Regions from separate parts of the Homo sapiens genome. Here regions 2 and 3 are each linked to region 1. A link is an interaction called in ENCODE POLR2A ChIA-PET data of the cell type or tissue named here. Cell type or tissue: Panc1. All regions are shown on one strand.

The links. Peaks named below come from ENCODE experiments on the same cell type or tissue, not always from the same donor. Only the 100,000 strongest peaks of a DNase experiment are listed, where the experiment ranks them.
Region 2: POLR2A ChIA-PET joins it to region 1 with 5 read pairs; 4 of 35 experiments call an interaction of 5 or more read pairs at or near these places.
Region 3: POLR2A ChIA-PET joins it to region 1 with 6 read pairs; 1 of 35 experiments calls an interaction of 5 or more read pairs at or near these places.

What each region holds. Positions count from the first base shown.
Region 1 is chr5:40,553,478-40,555,977 of GRCh38, forward strand. No RefSeq gene overlaps it. Among named protein-coding and RNA genes, the nearest start is that of PTGER4, 130 kb to the right of the region's middle. In Panc1, no CTCF peak of the experiment used is centred here; no DNase peak of the experiment used is centred here; H3K27ac peaks cover 1,608 bases.
Region 2 is chr5:40,615,897-40,618,396 of GRCh38, forward strand. The region is part of intron 1 of LOC105374737 (a long non-coding RNA gene); the gene reads left to right. Among named protein-coding and RNA genes, the nearest start is that of PTGER4, 63 kb to the right of the region's middle. In Panc1, no CTCF peak of the experiment used is centred here; no DNase peak of the experiment used is centred here.
Region 3 is chr5:38,589,572-38,592,071 of GRCh38, forward strand. All of the region lies in intron 1 of LIFR-AS1 (LIFR antisense RNA 1), which reads left to right. It also overlaps a transcript of LIFR not described here. Among named protein-coding and RNA genes, the nearest start is that of MIR3650, 33 kb to the left of the region's middle. In Panc1, no CTCF peak of the experiment used is centred here; no DNase peak of the experiment used is centred here; H3K27ac peaks cover 1,220 bases.

The DNA.
Region 1 (2,500 bases):
ACTTGGGAGGCTGAGACAGGAGAATCACTCGAATCCAGGAGGCGGAGGTTGCAGTGAGCCAAGATCACGCCGCTGCACTCCAGCCTGGGCCACAAGAGTGAGACTCTATCTCAAAAAACAAAAAAGATGGCTAACAACAATGCTCCAAAGAACCTGTCTTCACACAACAGTAGGACTTCCCCAGCATATTCCTCACATTTTCTTTTCCAGAACAGGATCACATAGCCATCCCAGGTAAGTCACTGTCAAGGAGCAACAAGATTGTCGTAATTGCTTTACACCAAAAGTGACTTATATCCAGGGGCTGAGTGCATTGGAATGGAACATAAGCAACCAACAGAGTCTACCACAGGTACGTGTGGCCCCTTCCAAATCCAAGCATGTAATAGCGATCCTAGTATACAACTAAATGGTGGTAACTAAATACCTCTCCCCATTTTGTATTCCTCTCTTAGTCTCTTCCTGTCTTTCTCTGTTTCTGTAACACACACATACACACAAACACACACACACACACCCCAGGACTAATGAGCCATGAGGCCAGAAAGCCAGATAATGCCAAAAGACGTGAGTTCCAAAGCAATCCTAAGACTATTGCCTCCCTGCAGTTAAAGTGCCTTGTCCACAAATGTATGTGCGGCTATAAGCTTTCATTTTCATACTTTCAGTCTTGCAAACTACAATTGAAGCTGATGAAAAAATATGATTACAGGCTTTGGCACTTGAGTGCCCCCATGGATTTATCTGCATACTAACAGGTCCTTTCCTGCATAGAGAGGCACCACCTTTAATGTCAATAGAAAGAAACAAATGCCACTATTCATTGTCCTCAGCTAGGATTTGACAAAGATGAGTGGGAAAGCAAGAGGACAAAGACAGGAAAACAACTTTATTCTCTGTTGAGAAATGCAAAACTGTGAAGGAGCAGGTCTAAAGGTTCCACAGAGAACCCCAAATATCATTTTCTTCTATTAATTGCCTATCAGCCCTATCCAGCTCTCACTTTTACCAAACGCTGGCTAAACAGTTTCTGCAATCTACTTCACATCCCACAAAGATTGTGTTGGGAAAAGTATAAGACCTCTGGAATAAAAAGGTCAGAACGCTGCTCCAATCCCAAGATCAAAGAGCTCAGGGACAATACATACACCCCCTCACCTCTGTCAAATCATCTTTTGGACACAGTGTCTCTTTCAAAATAGGGGGCAAGAGGTCATACTTCTGTGTTAAGCATTGGTCCCTATTAAGTACACATATATTGCAAATTCATTCAAAACTGCTTTAGAGCATACATATGGCAATCTGGCAGATCAAGGAAGCTTTCCAGACTTGTAGTCCATATGTAATAAGAGGACATAAAACAAAATGTAAAACTGAAGTTCAAATAAACTTTGTAGTGGAAGTAGTACTTTCTGTTCACAGCTACCATTCTCATCATCAGTTATATCATCAAAAGTCCCTGACTGCATGACACCAAGCTGGATGCTTCATGTGACTCAGGACTGATATCAGCAATGCCAGGTGGTAGAAATAACAGGTAGTTCACCGAGCTGACCAGAGGCACACCTTTAGGAAAATTGCTTGAACTTTATAAGCCTCAGTTTTCTTATCTATAAAATTATAGGGAAAAGTCCATGCTACAAGGTTGGAATAAGACCAAGTCAAATAAAATGAAGATACCCATTTATTATCATATGTATAAATCAGGTTAAGCACTTCTTAGAAACATCTTAAATATTTGAGTCATTCAGTATAATAACTATTAACTATATGGGTGCTGAAAAGCCAAGAGGAGAGCCTTCATATGACACATTTTTGTGCCAATATATGTTTTTGCTAGTGTAGTACTTTTTATCCAGATTGTCTTTATACCCCCATTAGATTTGTTCATTATAAATTTGGGGCCAGGCACAGTGGCTCACACCTGCAATCCCAGCACTTTGGGAGTTCAAGGCGGGTGGATCACGAGGTCAGGGATCCAAGACCAGCCTGGCCAAGATGGTGAAACCTGTCTCTACTAAAAATACAAAAATTAGCCAGGCATGGTGGTGCGCGCCTGTAATCCCAGCTACTCAGGAGGCTGAGGCAGAGAATTGCTTGAACCCGGGAGGCAGAGGTTGCAGTGAGCCGAGATAGCACCACTGTACTCTAGCCTGGGAGACAGAGCAAGACTGCAAATCAAAAAAAAAAAAAAAAATTGGGACATTTTACATATTTATTTGGAAAAACTGAAGAATGAAAATGACATAAAATCCCATTGACAGTCTGTCAGCCAAGTGTAATTAGAAATTTTTCATACTAAGCTGCATATTCAAAATAAATCTCTAAAATTTAGTCAAATGCTTGGTTGAAACAGGAATTTAAATACTAAACTATTTGCCCTTTCATTTTCTTATCCTTTTCATGCTACATGAACTGGGGAGATAATCCATTGTGAAAAACTGAATAAATACCTCTTCCCCCTTTCTATGTCTCTCTTTCTACCTTTCTGTCTTTATGT
Region 2 (2,500 bases), 62 kb after region 1:
ACCCTGAATACCTAGAAGAGGCTGAGACAGAGCTAACTACCATGGGCAGTCCATAATATGCAAAGCTCTTTACCCCACATACTGCCCAGTTTATTTCTTTCCCAATCAGTTGTGTACACATGATGTTCTTCCTTTCCCTTTTTCCTCCTTTAAATTGCTACGTTGCACAAATAATGTGTTTTAGTCATCTTTCTGTCGCTGCAATACAGTGCTTTGCAATAAATGCTTATTGAATTAAAAATTCTAATTGGAGACTGTGCCATTAATACAGGTCTTTTTATTGCAAATACAGGAAGGTCTATTTATATAAACACAAACTAGTTTTAATAACCTGCTTTGGTAGGAGTTTCGTGCAGTAAATTGATTGTTAGAAGGCCATATTTTAAGCCTAATGTTTTGTTTATAACATTCTAATAAATAATAGGTGTCAATAATATGAATATTAGTCTGTAAAATTATGTTATTAAGTACTATTTAACTCTCACAACCTTTCCTTCTTATTCCAATACAAAAAAAAATGTGGGGCAAATGAGGATTTAGCAATTATGCCTCTTATTTCTGCTCAACAAAAACAAAAAAATTAATTTAAATATATGTATTAACGCTTTTCATATTTCAAAATTATAATTTCTCTTTCAAAACAGAATGACAGCAAAAGGATTTCCTTTTATTTTCTAACCAATCCAGATCGAGAGAAAACTAAACACATTTCCCACAGCACCTCCAGCCAGTAATCTTCACAGCTACTGAATTTTATCTAAATACATTTTCCTAAGACAGAAAGTAAAGAAATCAAAAGGATTTTTTAAGTCAAAAATACTGTACCCCAAGTTCCCTGGTCATTTATGTTAAGTACAAGAAAGGAAAATGTTTGGCATCCAAGCTTCCGTCCCCACTTCCCTTTATGTGTGAAAAAGTTCTCTCATTACAGTGATGATATTATAATAATAACAATCTGGAACCGTACATGTGTTCAAAGCACTCACACACATTATCTCCATCTAACTTCCATAGCAGACATATGAGATCACTATTATTATTATCCCCACTTTACAGATAGAGAAACTGAGAAGTGAAATAACTTGCTCAAGTGATTCACGTAGTTATTTCGAAGGTCTGAGCTTACAAGCACGCACACTGGAGCCATCTTTCCTTATATAACTCTGTTAGGTGGGTAGAAGCAGAAGTAAAGTAAATTTTTTTTCTTTTTTTTTTCTAAGCAAGTAAAATAATTCAACTGAAAGTTTTCAGGAAGTCCCTCCCAAAAAGGTTCATTCATGACCAAACTATTATAAAAACTCTCCATGTCTAATGATTCCTATCTTTAGTGGCTGATCCATTTATCTTGCTTCTAAAATTTCCTCTAAATAGTACATTTTACTCAGGTACTAGAGTTCTTTCTCAATTATCAAAACCCAAATTCATTGGCACACATAATTTAAAATATTTATATTTCCAATTATTTGATTCACATTGCACAGAGAGATGTTACAGGAATCCAAACATGAAGAATCTTTTGGATATAAGAAAATAGATAAGATCAACAACCAGGAAACATCTCATTCAGTTTTTAGAGTGTCTAATCTTAATTCCACAGGGAAGAGAGTTAGGAGGATGGTTTATGCTATACCCACACATGGGGGGAAATGAAAACCAAGACATACAGGAAAAATGTCTAAGATTTTTAAATTATTGTTTTTGTGTATATGAATATAAGTGATTTCTCCTCCTTTCTGTTGTTCTCTATATTCGTTTTAAAATAGAAAAAATAATCCTTATTTTACAAAATTTAAGGCACCATCAATTTTTTTCATTTACTTTTTTTTTTTTTTTTTTTGAGACAGGGTCTGGCTCTGTGACACAGGCTGGAGTACAATGGCACAATCTCAGCTCACTGCAACCTCAGTCTCCCAGGTTCATGCGATTCTAGTGCCTCAGCCTCCCGAGCAGCTGAGATTACATGTGTGCACCACCACGCCTGGCTAATTTTTGTATTTTTAGTAGAGAAAGGCTTTCACCACGTTGGCCAGGCTGGTCTTGAACTCCTGACCTCAAGTGATCCACCCACCTTGGCCTCCCAAAGTGCTGGGATTACAGGCCTGAGCCACTGCACCCAGCCTTAATTTGCTTTTGTTAGCCAATTTCAATGATGTATAAAGTACAATTTTACATACAATAAAATCACCAATTTTAAGTACACAATTCAGTTAGCTTTGGCAAGTACATTCAGTTGTGTGACCATCACCACAATCATGATAGATAACTTTTCCATCATCTCAAAAAGTTCTTTTCTGTCCCTTTGCAGAGTCTCTTCACCCCTGGCCTTAGACAACTACTAGTCTGCTTTCAATAACAATAGTTTTGCCTTTTCTATAATTTAAAAATTATATAATGTGAAGACCTTTGCATCCAGCTTCTTTAACTTTTAAGATTCATCCATGATGTCATATGTATATTCATAGTTTACCCTTTTTTGTTGCTGAATTCATTATATGGACAC
Region 3 (2,500 bases), 2.0 Mb before region 1:
GGGAAAAGGGTTAAGGATAAGATTTGATAACCTTATTCCATTAAATAATAGTATATGGAAAGTACGGAAATGGGATTTTAGAATTATTAAAATTTAATTCCCAAATTAGAGTTGCAATAGCAAAGGGTCAGAAGGCAGAGAAGAAAATGTGTGTGTGTGTGTGTGTGTGTGTGTGTGTGTCCTCCCTCCTTCTTTGTCCTCGAGCAGAAAGTAGCTCCACCACTTGTAAAGGGAGTCCCTAGAGAAAGGAAAAGCCCTTAGCTACATTTCCCAGATTTGGAAACCTGGAAATGCTAGAATTGTGAGGGCAGGGTGTGGCAAAATTTCTACTTTTCACTGTTTAGAAACTCTCTTATCTAATTGGAACCAAACCATCTATGTAGTTAACTCATTTAATTCTTACAAACCCGGGACACGGATCCCATTTTGATTATTCCTACCAAACCAATGGTTTTTCTAAGACATAATTTACCAAGTAATTTATCAGAGGTGACTTAGTAAATGCAGGACCTAGAGTTAGCCTCAAGTCTTTTCTATTATTTTCTCTTCCTCTCCTGAATACAGAAATATAGGCTTTGATCATTTACATTCTCTGAACAAATTATTTCCACATGAGAACAGATTACATCCTTTGACTATGATGAGTAGAGACAGATCCTCTGGGGAGGCTGATTTGCAAGCTGGGTACTTGAAAATCCCCAGGGAGGACTGGTCAAAAAGCCAGAAGACCATACAAGCATGGGGGGAAGGGACTGGGAAGTAAGAGGGAGATGAAAGTAGGGAGGTGGGAAAATACTTGGTAACTTTTCCTTGGACCCTAGAGACCCGTGTACCATTGTAAACATCATTTGGGTATCTCCTTTGACACTGCCTCTGTTGTCTGTGCCTGGCATAACATGGAAAGGTAAAGCAGTGGTCCTGTGATATTTTAGGTAACTAAGGACCACCTATGACTGATAATCAAGAGGCAAATACTGTTTCAATGATGACCGTGAATAACAATTAGAAGAAGAGCTATTATTTATGAAGAGCTTATTGCATGTCCACCGCCACCATCATCATCATCAAAATTCATTAGCATGTATTGAGTCCTCACTATGTACCAGACACTGTTCCAAGCTCTTTGCAAGTATTATCCCACTAAATTTGTACAACTATTCAGTCAAGTAGATACCATTATTATCTCCCCTTTATAGAAAGCAGGAACTAAGACAAAGGCAGAAACATTACTTGTCCAAGCACACAGCATTCAAACCCGGGGATCTGACACCAGTGACTGCAAATGACTTACACATTTCATTCAAAAGATTGTTGTTGACTCCCTTTTATATGCCAGGTTCTATGAGGAGGTGGTGAAGCAATGTTGAGAAAAAGTTGACATAAATCCTGTCCTTATGGAATGTACAGTCAGCTGAGGGACAGTAGTCAAATGATGATATAAATAAATGTAGAACTGTAATGGTGCCAAGGATTCTGAAGGAAGGGCTTGCAGCACTGTAATAGTATCTGTCCAGAAGACCTGCCCTAGTTTCATTTAATCTTCACAACAACCCTATCCCTATTTTGTACATTGGAACTGCAGAAGCAAGGTTTAGGGAGAGACAGGAAAGCCCTCTAGGCACTTGCCTAAGGGCAATCTAGTCAAACCTTCCCAAGTTATGAATCAATTTTTTCACTCTGGGCCATGTCACATTTTAGTTGCCATTAGCAAATCATTTCGCTTAGAAGCCTAAGTGGTAATTATGTGCACATTAAGGGATCCAGAATACTGATTTTACTTTAGTACAACTCACACTTTTTTGTATGCAAAGATTTCCCACTGCTCATATAACAGACACCAGGCATTTAACTGACTGCTCACATGGGCATGCAGGCAAGAGGTATTCAGCTGAGGACTCCACACTAATGTTTTGGACTTAACGTTATGCTTTAACTTTTCATCTGTTTTGTAGAATGTAGAATTTGGCTTAATGACTATGTTTATTTCTGTTCAAAGCACTGGAAATAAAAGGTTTGTGCAGATGTTTGAAGGACACCATATAGACTATTCACAAACTTTTGTGGTCAGTTTAGCCACCATGGTCAGGCCCAGTGACTCACTCTAAACTGAGTTTTGTTGTTTCTTAAAATATTGTTTTGCTCTTGTCCTCAGGAAAGTTGGTGTATTCGTCACAAACATTGCTAGGTGGGAGAAGGGGGTGACAGGAGGTGGGATAATGTGAAACAGTCTGTGTGACGAAAGTTTGTTTCAACTTTCCTAGTTATTCCTAAGACTGTGTTTGACCTAAAGAGCATTTTGATCTAGAAGACACCTTAAATTGGAGGGTCTAGTGAAAACCTGCATGCTGTGAAGCAGAGAGCTGAGTCTCTGAGAGATTCAGTGATATCACCAATGCCCTGGACTGGTTGGTGGCACAGACATGCTTACCACTAACTCCAGCCTCCCAAGAACCACAATCCATAGTTCCTTAACTCCACTCCATGCTGACTCTTGGACTTA